Linked DNA regions of Homo sapiens: region 2 is linked to region 1. Evidence: read pairs that join two places in POLR2A ChIA-PET (ENCODE). Cell type or tissue: GM12878. All regions are shown on one strand. Each heading gives the region's core, and the rest is flanking DNA. Links, peaks and the distances in the headings are about the cores only.

Region 1 (5,620 bases), core at 322-5,321:
AGGTGGAGGTTGCTGTGAGCCAAGATTGCGCCATTGCACTCCAGCCTGGGCAACAGTGCAAGACTCCATCTCAAAAAAAAAAAAAAAAAAGGTTAGGAGGTATATTCACCAACTTCTTGTAGCGTATCTCAGCTAAAACCCTTATTACTTCATTGAATTAACCTTTTAACCAGCCTCCCTTTTTCTAAGCCTTTAGTGTGTTTCTTCATAATGTTAGAAAAGTATTATTTTCCTTTTTAAAAAGACTTTATTTTTTACAGAAGTGTTTAGGTCCACAGAAATACTGAGCAGAAAGTACAGTTCCCCCATTGTCCCTCTTCTACCTGCTCCACAAACAGCCAGGAAGAGTCCATGTTGCAGTTGAAATGTGAAGACCACCTGCTGACAGAATTCCCTTTTGTTTGGGGGAAGTCAGTTGTTTCTTCTATTAAGGCCTTCCACTAATTGTACGAACCCAACCCACATTATGGAAGACAATCTGCTTTATTCAAAATCCACCAATTTAAATGTTGATCTCATCCACAAACACCCTTTTGGAAATATCCAGAATAACATTTGACCAACTATCCAGACACTGTGGCCTAGAAGGGTTGATACAGAAAATTAACCATCACAAGCTCACTCCTTGTCACCTTGGCACTCATACCCATCTCCTAAACCATATTTAAATCTTCAAATAAGGACAATAATAAGGTTATACCTCTACCTAACATGAGGTATGGAATTATGTGGGTACAACTGAAAATGCACCAATCCTTTCCCCAGAAGAAGATGCAAAGTCTTTGGCTGATATTTACTCTTCTTGATGTCCTGTAACTTACACACTGTGATGCAACATTAATAATACTTAAATTCTATGATATAAAGTCAATATATCTTATGTTACATGTTAAGGTGATAAGAAAGGAAAAATATTTGCTTTGTACACACACATACAAATGTATTTATAACAAAAATGAGCAAATATGACAATTATAGTTCTGATTTTGGTAACTGGTCATGTGGTCATAGCTGGTATTTGTAACTACCTACCTTCTTCCACTCTACCTCCAATATTCCCTTTGCCTCAGCAAGTCCCTCAGTTGGCTGTGGTTCTTTACCTGGTGAGGTGACATGAACCTTTGAAGGATTTAATGTTATTTGATTAGATTGAAAATGACATATTCAAATTTTTTTCTAGCATATAGAATTTATTTTTATGTATTGACTCTGCATCCAATATCTTAGCAAATGCATCTATTAATTAAAAAATTATCTCTCCTTTTTTTGGAAGTTTTACATGTATAGCCATGTTATCTGTGAATACTGACAGTTTTAATTCTTCTTTTCCTGATCTTATAATTTTTATGTCATTATCTTGCTTTATTGCACTAGCTAGAACTTCTAATAGAGTGCTGGATAAAAGTGGTGAGAACAGGTACTTGTCTTGTTCATGATATTGAAGAAAAACTTTTAATATTTTCACATGAAGTATAATGTTTGTTGTATGTATTTAGAACTATTTTTTTAAATCAAATTTGGAAGTTCTAACCTATCCCTACTTTGCTAGGAGTTTTTTAAATTGTATTTTATTTTAACATAATTGTGATTAACATGTAGTTGTAAGAAATAATGCAGAGAAATCCTATGTTTTCTTTACCAGTTCCTTTCAATTATAATATATTTAAAAATGATGGTACCAAAAAAATGGCAGATAGGAGGCAGGACTAACTTGCAGTTCCCACTTGGATGGACAGAGCAGCATGTGGAGACTCACACTGCGAACTTTTGCTCTAAGAACTACCACAGGAATGTATCAGGAGTGCCGAGAGAATCCACAGACTCTGTAAAGGAAGTGGATTGGCGCTGCAGGTTCCGTGAGACAGCTGAAAAACTGTGAGTGCCCAAAGTGTGAAAGTGTGAAAGGGGGATCATCTGCTCTGCCCCCAAACACACATCCTCACTGGGGAACCTGAAGGCCCAAATCATGGGAGAAGTATTTGACCTTACCTGGAGCTGAGACAAATTTAGAGAGCCAGTGAAATACAGGGGTCTCTACTTCTAAGCAACAGGAAGAGCACTGTGGGCACTCTCGGTCCCCAGGAAAGCCATTTCTGACTTTGCTCACAGGGGTCCTTAGGGAGGGCTGCCTGTGAAATTGGGGAAAGACCACAGGGAGAAGGAAACTTTCAGCTGAGCTTTGTAACAATTTCAACCCAATGTGAAGTTTTTGGGACGGAACCCGGAGAAAGGGAGGAACTGAGAGTGCGGACTCAGCACAGAAGCTGTGGCAGGCGGGGAGGCATGAAACCTGAAAGCCCTGCTTTCGTTCTCAGTGGAGGGGCTTGCAGCCTGGGACAAGTTCTCAGCCCTGCTCACTGGCCGCCTGGCTATAAACTTGGTGCTGTTGTGGGGGCAGGGTGGGAGTGAGACTGGCCTTTCTGGCTGTGTGGGAACTTGGTAAGGCCTGTAACCACTAGCTTTCCCCCACTTCCCTGGTGAACTGCATGACACAGCACAGACAGCCATAATTGCCCTGGGAACATAACTCCATTGGACTGAGAACCACACCCTCATCCCCTACAGCAGCTGCAGCAAGCCCTGCCCAAGGAGAGTCTGAGCTCAGACACCCCTAACCCTGCCCCAACCTGATGGTCTTTCTCAACCCACCCTGGTAGCCAGAGATAAAGAACATAATCTGTCCGGAGCTCTACGGCCCCACCCACCACCTGAGAAACCCAAATTCTTATCCAGGTGTCACTAGGGAAAGCCTGTATCCTCCTTCCCTATACTACCTACAGCTGATGCTCTCTTGTAAGCGCCACCTCCTGGCTGGAGGCCAACCAACACAAAACTTATCCAGACAACCCTAGGGCAAACTTGTATCCTCCCTATACTATTGCTGTTGAAAGACCTGAAGACAGATCACATCACAGCACCCTTTGCCAACACTCCCTAGTACCAGCCCAGAACTCGGAAGCTCCACTAGGTGGCCAGACCCAGAAGAGAAATAACAATCACTGCCGTTAAGCTCTCAGGAAGCCCCATCCCTAGGGGAAGGGGGAACAGCACCACATCAAGGGAACACCCTGTGGGACAAAAGAATCTTAAAGCAGCCCTTGAGCCCCAGATCTACCCTCTGACATAGTCTACCCAAATAAGAAAGAACCAGAAAAACAATTCTGGTAACATGACAAAACAAGGTTTTTTTTTTTTTTTTTTTTTTTTTTTTTTTTAAATCACCCCCAGAAGATCATACCAGCTCACCAGCAATGGATCCAAACCAAGAAGAAATCTCTGAATTGCCAGGAAAAGAATTCAGAAGGTCGATTTATTTTATTATTTTATTTTATTTTATTGAGACAGTGTCTCACTGTGTCCCCCAGGATGGAGTGCAGTGGTGCAATCTTGGTTCACTTCAACCTTTGCCTCCCGGCTTCAAGTGATTATCCTGCCTCAGCCTCCTGAGTAGCTGGGACTACAGGCACACGCAACAACACCCGGCTAATTATTGTATTTTTATTAGAGATAGGGTTTTGCCATGTTGGCCAGGCTGGTCTCAAACTCCTGACCTCAGATGATCTGCCCGCCTTGGCCTCCCAAAGTGCTGGGATTACAGGCATGAGCAACCATGCCTGGCCCAGAAGGTCGATTATTAAGCTACTTAAGGAGGCACCAGAGAAAGGTGAATATCAACTTAAAGAAATCTTAAAAATGTTACAGGACATGGATGGAAAAATTTCCAGAGAAGTAGATGGCATAAATAAAAAAAATCTCAACTTCTGGAAATGAAGAACACACTTAGAAAAATGCAAAATACACTGGAAATTCTCAGCAATAAAATTGAACAAGTAGAAGAAAACAGTTCAGAGCTGGAAGACAAGGCTCTTGAATCAACCCACTCCAACAAAGACAAAGAAAAAATAATTTAAAAAATGAACAAAGCATCCAAGAAGTTTGAGATTATGTTAAATGAACAAACCTGAGAATAATTGGTGTTCCCAAAAAAGGAGAGATATCTAAAAGTTTGGAAAACTTATTTTAGGGAATATTTGAGGAAAACTTCCCTGGCCTTGCTAGAGATCTAGACATCCAAATACAAGAAGCTCAAAGAACACCTGGGAAATTCATTGCAAAAAGATCATCACCTAGGCACATAGTCATCAGGTTATCTAAAATCAAGACAAAGAAAATAATCTTAAGAGCTGTCAGGCAAAACCAGTAGGTAGCCTATAAAGGAAAACCTGTCAGCTTAATGGCTAATTTCTTTGCAGAAACCCTACAAATTAGAAGGGATTGGGGTCCTATTTTTAGCCTCCTTAAACAAAACAATTATCAGCCAAGAATTTTGTATCCAGAAAAACTAATCTTTATAAATGAATAAACAAATGCTGAGAGAATTCATCACTACCAAGCCAGCACTACAAGAACTGCTAAAAGGAGCTCTAAATCTTGAAACAAATCCTTGAAATACACCAAAATAGAACCTCCTTAAAGCATAAATCTTACAGGACCTATAAAACAAAAACACAATAAAACAACAACAGCAGCAACAAGTTATTCAGGCAACAGATAACACAATGAATAGAATAGTACCTCACATCTCATTACTAACGTTGAACGTATTAATAAATGGCCTAAATGCTCCACTTGAAAGATACAGAATGGCAGAATGGGTAAGAATTCACCAACCAAGTATCTGCCATCTTCAAGAGGCTTATCTAACACATAAGGACTCACATAAACTTAAGGTAAAGGGATGGAAAAAGACATTCCATGCAAATGGACACCAAAAGCAAGCAGGAGTAGCCATTCTTACATCAGACAAAACAAACTTTTAAGCAACAGCAGTCAAAAAAGACAAAGAAGGACATTATATAATGATAAAAGGACTAGTCCAACAGGAAAATATCACAATCCTAAATATATATGCACCAAACACTGGAGCTCCCAAATTTATAAAACAATTACTACTAGACCTAAGAAATGAGATAGCAACACAATAATAGTGGGGGGCTCCAATACTCCATTGACAGCACCAGACAGGTCATCAAGACAGAAAGTCAACAAAGAAACGATGGACTTAAACTATACCATAAAACAAATGGACTTAACAGATATTTAGATATTTTAAATGGGTGAATTGTGTAGTACGTGAATTACATCTTCATAAAATTATTAATAAATCTGTTATGTGTAAAAATCAAAAGTAACTTATAAACTGCATTAATTGTAAGTACAAAAGGAGTTCAAAGAAAGTGAGACTTGTAGTGTCAAAAAAAAAGCAAACATTCATGCTGTTTTTAGTAATCCCTTTCTTCTTTTGATGAAAATGAGTTGTTTTTCATATTTGCATCTATCCTTTTTGTGTTTTTAGAGAAAAGCATAACATTTAGATGATTTCATATTTTGAACATTGAGTCATATGATTATAAGGTTTTAAAAATCAGACTCTCAAGAGCAAATTAAATTTCAAGGAAAATTATTTGCTTTATTTTTTTAAATGGAATTAGAAAATGACTTCTTGATACTCCTCTGATCAGAAGCCTGATAATGAACATTGATAGAGTTATTGGCTGCTTCTGTGGCAGAATTTTTGAAAAATGTAATGGAACTAGACACTGAGTAAAAGGATATTTGA
Region 2 (5,620 bases), core at 479-5,478, 380 kb after region 1:
AAGAAGAAAAAAAAGACAGGATCAAAAGTGGATTTTAGTTGTAAACTCAGCCATGGCAGCAATACAATGAATCCACTGAATGCATCCTTCATTTGACAGTGTGAGTTGTCAGATTATATCCAGAAGTGGGGATAAGGATACAAGAGTTAATTTTTAAGTGACTGACCTTAAGAGTTGTAGTCTAAGAATGTGATTAATTAGAAAGAATGAGTATTTCTATCAGAATAATCTGAATAATTCTTAGAATCATTATAATCAAAACCAGTTTCAATTGTTTAATGTCCTAGTTTGCCACAAGTTGTCAAATAAAGTCATAATAAGCTTAACAACAAAATAAAATATCATTAAAGGAAGAATGTTGTCTTATAACTATTTATTCTATCCATATCATAGTCATGAAACTAAAATATAGAGATAAGCCAGTAATAGTTATCTAATTTCAACCTGGCTATTTTGACAGTTTGTATACCCAATCTAAAATTATGGTAAGTTAAATAGCATTTTCAACATTTCTACAAAGTGTAATGAAAATTATAGATATTTTTTCTTACCCATATTTTGAAAGAAATTTAAGAGAGCCTCTAAAACCATTAGGCTTTCTAAAACAGAAAAAATACAATTGCATGGGAATGCCGATAACACAGGTAGCAATTCGTTGCCTATTCATTCTTTTTGGAGGCTTCTTTCCCCAAACTCAGGAAACTGCTGTTTATATAAATTTGGATTAAACAGAAGAGTCATTCAATTGTACAACTCTGTACATTTGCCAGAAGACGATTGAATGGAAAACTGAAATTCTCATAAGAGTACCAAGGGATTCTCTGGGGAACAAACTGAAGCTGTTCTTGTATGTATTGCGGATTTGGACATATATGAGAAGTCCAGATTGTCCCCAATGGCATTTAACTTCTGGAATCATAAACACTATTTCATGTAAACACTTCTAGTTTTAACAAATGAAATAATATTTTATATACCATTTACCACCACAGATGACACTTCTGTCATGTTTGTGTAAACTTTAGTTAAATGTGAAATTTACTCTTAGTGCTTTGATTAGTATAAGCTTGTCTAAGGTAATTAAAACATAGTTTTAATAAGGCCACATTTTCTGATTCCCTTTAGGAGACAAACCCAAATACAGTTGTCTTTCCCATGAAAACTGCAGCTCAAATTTTAGACATACACCTAGTTCTCCCATTTTATGCTAAAATCTGATGAGAAATCTTGTTAGACAGAGGTGAATGGATGAGCCAATGAAAAATAAAGACAAGGACTGCAGTGGGAGGTGCCCAAGAATTTTTCTGACATAAAAAGAGACACACAGACCAATGGAACAGAATAAAGAACCAGAAGCAAATCCACGCATCTACAGTGAAGTCATTTTTAACAAAGCTTCCAAGAACATACATTGGGGAAAGACAGTCTAATCAATAAATGGTGCTGAGAAAACTAGATATCCATATGCAAAAGAATAAAACTAGACCCCTATCTCTCACCATATCCAAAAATAAAATCAAAATGAATAAAAAGCTTCAATCTAATACCTCAAACTATGAAACTTCTATAGGAAAACACTGAGGGAAGTCTCCAGGACTTCTGGGCAAAGATTTCTTGAGCAATACCCTACAAGAATAGACAATCAAAGAAGACATGGACAAATGGGATTACATCAAGTTAAAAAGCTTCTGCACAAAAAAGGATACAATCAACAAAATGAAGAGACAACCCACAGAATGGGAGAAAATAGTTGTAAACTACTCACCTGAGAATGGATTAATAACCAGAATATATAAGGAACTCAAACCACTTTATAGGAAATAATCTAATAATCTGATCAAATTAAGGGTAAAAGATTTGAATAGACATTTCTCAAAAGAAGACATACAAATGGTAAGCAGGCATATGAAAAGGTGGTCAACATCCCCAATCATCACAGAAATGCAAATCAAAATGGCCTGGCATTTAGTGCCTGTGGTTTTTCCAGGCACACAGTGCAAGCTGTCAGTGGATCTACCATTCTGGCATCTGGAGGACAGTGGCCCTCTTCTCACAGTTCCACTAGGCAGTGCCCCAGTGGGGACTCTGTGTGAGGGCTCCAACCTCACATTTCCCCTTCGCACAGCCCTAGTAGAGGTTCTCCATGAGGGCTCTGCCCCTACAGCAGACTTCTTCCTGAACATCCAGGTGTTTCCATGCATCCTCTGAAATCTAGGCAGAGGTTCCCAAATTCTTTCCTTCTGCACACCCACAGGCCACAGGGAAGCCATCAAGGCTTGGGGCTTGTACCCTCTGAAGCAACGACTCAAGCTATACCTTGACCCATTTTAGCTACAACTGGAGCTGGAGTAGATAGGATGCAGGGTGCCATGTCCCAAGGCTGCAAAGAACAGCGGGGCCCTGGGCCCAGCCCATGAAACCATTTTTCCCTCCTAGGCTTCTTGGCCTGTGATGGGAGGAGCTGCCATGAAGATCACAGAAATGCCCTGCTGACATTTTCTGTACTGTCTTGGCTATTAATATTTGGATCCTTGTTACTCATGCAAATTTCTGCAGCAGGTTTAAATTTCTCCCCAGAAAATGGGTTTTTCTTTTCTGCCACATGGCCAGGCTACACATTTTCCAAACTTTTATGCTCTGCTTCCCTTTTAAAGATAAGTTCCAGTTTCAGAAAATCTCTTTGTTCACACATATAATCATACACTTTTAGAAACAGTCAGGTAACAAAACATCTTTAATGCTTTGTTGCTTAGAAATTTCTTCTCCCAGATACCCTAAATCATCTCTCTCAAGTTCAAAGTTCCACAGATCTCTAGGACAAGGGAAAAATGCCACCACTCACTTTGCTAAAGCATAGCACGAGAGACCTTTACTCCAGTTCCTAATAAGTTTCTCATCTCCATCTGACTATCTCAGCCTGGATTTCATTGTCCAAATCACTATCAGCATTTTGGTCAAAACCATTCAACAAGTCTCTAGGAAGTACCAAACTTTCCTTCATCTTACTGTCTTCTTCTGAGTCCTCCAAAGTGTTCCAACCTCTGCCTGTTACCCAGCTCCAAAGTTGCTTCCTCATTTTCAGGTATCTCTATAGCAGTGCCCCACTCTTTTGGTACTAATTTTCTGTATTAGTTCATTCTTACACTGCTATAAAAAGCTACCTGAGACTGGGTACTTTATGAAGAAAAGAGATTTAATTGACTCACAGTTCCATAGGCTGCACAGGAAGCATGGCTAGGAGGCCCCAGGAAACTTACAATCATGGCAGAAAGTGAACGGGAAGCAAGCACGTCTTACCATGGCAGAGAAGGAGGGAGAGTGAGCAGAGAGAGAGTGAGCAAAGAGAGAAGTGCCACACACTTTGAAACCGCTAGGTCTCGTGAGACCTCACTCACTATCACAAGAACACTAAGGGGGAAATCCGCTCCCATGCAATCACCTCCCATCAGGTCCCTTCCCTGACACATGAAGATTACAATTTGATATCAGATTTGGGGGAGAACACAGAAACACAGAGCCAAACCATATCAATAAACAACACAGAAGTCACTGAAAACTCTTCAGAAGGGTGCACTAAGCAGTATAATATGCATACATAGTTACTGACATTACACAAAATTAAATTATATTCCCGTCTACTTGTGTAACATAATGCTGGAAATAATGAGGAGGATGAAGAAAGATTTAAGGCATTCGGAATGTAGCATCACTAGGATATTGTAAGGCATTCAGAATGTAGCATCACTAGGATGCAAATATTTAGCCCCATATTTGATGGGAAAGTAGTATTCACTGAAGGAAAAAGGAGTCACTTTGTGAGTAGTTATCCAAAATAGAGACTAAGAATTCAGATGCATTGACATGTGTGTAGCGTGAACATGCCTTGAACATCGAGATGAGCTGGTTAGTATTAGTAATATAATATTACTAGAGCAATAGAAATAAAAAAATAATTTGGGTGTCATTAGAGTAGATGAGGGCATAGTTATGAATTATTTATCTATTAGAGAGTATACTGAGAAAAGAGAAGTATAGCAAGAAAAAAAAATGATGGTATAATGACCTAATTTTCTTTGGATATAGTAATAGGATTGCTAGTAATAGTATCGCTGGGTCAAATGGTAGCTCTGTTTCAAGTTCTTTGAAAAATTTACAGACTGCTTTCCACAGTGGCTAAAGTAATTTATGTTCCCACCAACAGTATATATGTGTTCCCTTTTTCTGCAGCCTCTCCAACATCTGTCTTTTTTTTTTTTTTTTTTTTTTTTTTGACTGGTGTGAGATGGTATCTCATTGTGGTTTTGATTTGCATTTTCTCTGATGAGTAGCGATAATGACCATTTTTTCATATGTTTTTTGACCACTTGTATGTCTTCTTTTAAGAAGTGTCTGTCATATTTGCTCATTTCTTAATGGGGGTATTTATTTATTTATTCTCATTGATTTAAGTTCCTTATAGATTGTAGATATTAGACCTTTGTTGGATACACAGTTTGCAAATATTTTCTCCCTTTATGTAGGTTGTTTTTATTCTCTATTGATAGTTTCTTTTGCTGTGCAAAAGTTCTTTAATTAGGTCCCACTTGTCAATTTTTGTTTTCGTTGCAATTGATTTTGTGGACTTAACCAAAAGTGCTTTACCAAGGCCAACATTAAGAGGGGTATTTCCTAGGGTTTCTTCTAGGATATTTATAGTATGAGGTCTTACGTTTAAAAACTTAATCCACCTTGAGTAAGTTTTTGTATATGTTGAAAGGTAAGGGTTCAGTTTTGTTCTTCTGCTTCAGGCTAGCCAGTTATCCTATCACCATTTATTGACTACAGAATCTTTTAACCACTGCATGTTTACCTTGAACTTGAAGGTCAGATGGTTGTAAGTGTGTGACTATCTTTCTGAGTTTTCTACTCTTTTCCATTGGTCTATGTGTCTGGTTTTGTACAAGTACTATGCTGGCTTAAAGGAAATCAGTGCGTGTAGAAATTAAGCAATTTTTAATGGCTTTAGTGAGAGCAATTTTCCTTAAGTAATAGAATAAACATCATCAAATAAGAAGTGAATGGGAAACAAGTAGCACAATAGTGTGGGAATGAGATAGAGTACTCAAAGGTATGTGAACACTTAGCATTAGTCTGCTGCTCATAGACTAATGTAATATTTTTTCTCCTGTAGAGTATTGAAAAGTTCTCAAGAGAAAAGATAGATTGAGATGAGAGAAGAGGAAGATGTTGAAAGGAGAAAAGGGACAGGAAAAGCAGAAACGGAGATTTGTGTGGGTCAAATAAAACAGGAAGGAGGAAGGAAAGATAGGTAGAGAATCATGAAGTCATAGATGGGTAAGCGCAAAAAAGACAAGCCACAAAATAAAAAGAGAGGAAGTATCAGAGATTCATTAAGGCAAAATAGAGGCAAAGACTCAGAAGTTTCGTTTGGATGTGTGCATTGACCCTAGTGTTCATCAATACCAGCTTGAGCTCTGAGTCTTTTGTAAAAAATTAAAAGTTTATTTTTCCTGTGGAATTTGTGTATGATAGTCTTGGACTTGAAATTTTACTCACAAATTTCCCACTGTTCATGAAAATATTGAAACTGAAAGTTTAGTTCATATTTAAATTTTGATCT

Evidence for each region. Peaks named below come from ENCODE experiments on the same cell type or tissue, not always from the same donor. Only the 100,000 strongest peaks of a DNase experiment are listed, where the experiment ranks them.
Region 2: POLR2A ChIA-PET joins it to region 1 with 6 read pairs; 1 of 35 experiments calls an interaction of 5 or more read pairs at or near these places.

The regions. Positions count from the first base shown.
Region 1 is chr3:98,610,008-98,615,627 of GRCh38, reverse strand. No RefSeq gene overlaps it. Among named protein-coding and RNA genes, the nearest start is that of CPOX, 19 kb to the right of the region's middle. RefSeq lists enhancers at 2,049-2,198, 2,509-2,578. In GM12878, for the core only: a CTCF peak has its summit at 2,814 (motif pointing left); DNase peaks (open chromatin) are centred at 1,847 and 2,417; H3K27ac peaks cover 1,643 bases.
Region 2 is chr3:98,231,354-98,236,973 of GRCh38, reverse strand. LOC101929320 (a long non-coding RNA gene) reads left to right here. Exons shown (of 3, transcript XR_924257.1): 2 at 1-100; 3 at 1,126-1,449. Among named protein-coding and RNA genes, the nearest start is that of OR5H6, 30 kb to the left of the region's middle. RefSeq lists enhancers at 3,046-3,165, 3,226-3,285. In GM12878, for the core only: no CTCF peak of the experiment used is centred there; DNase peaks (open chromatin) are centred at 3,363 and 4,336.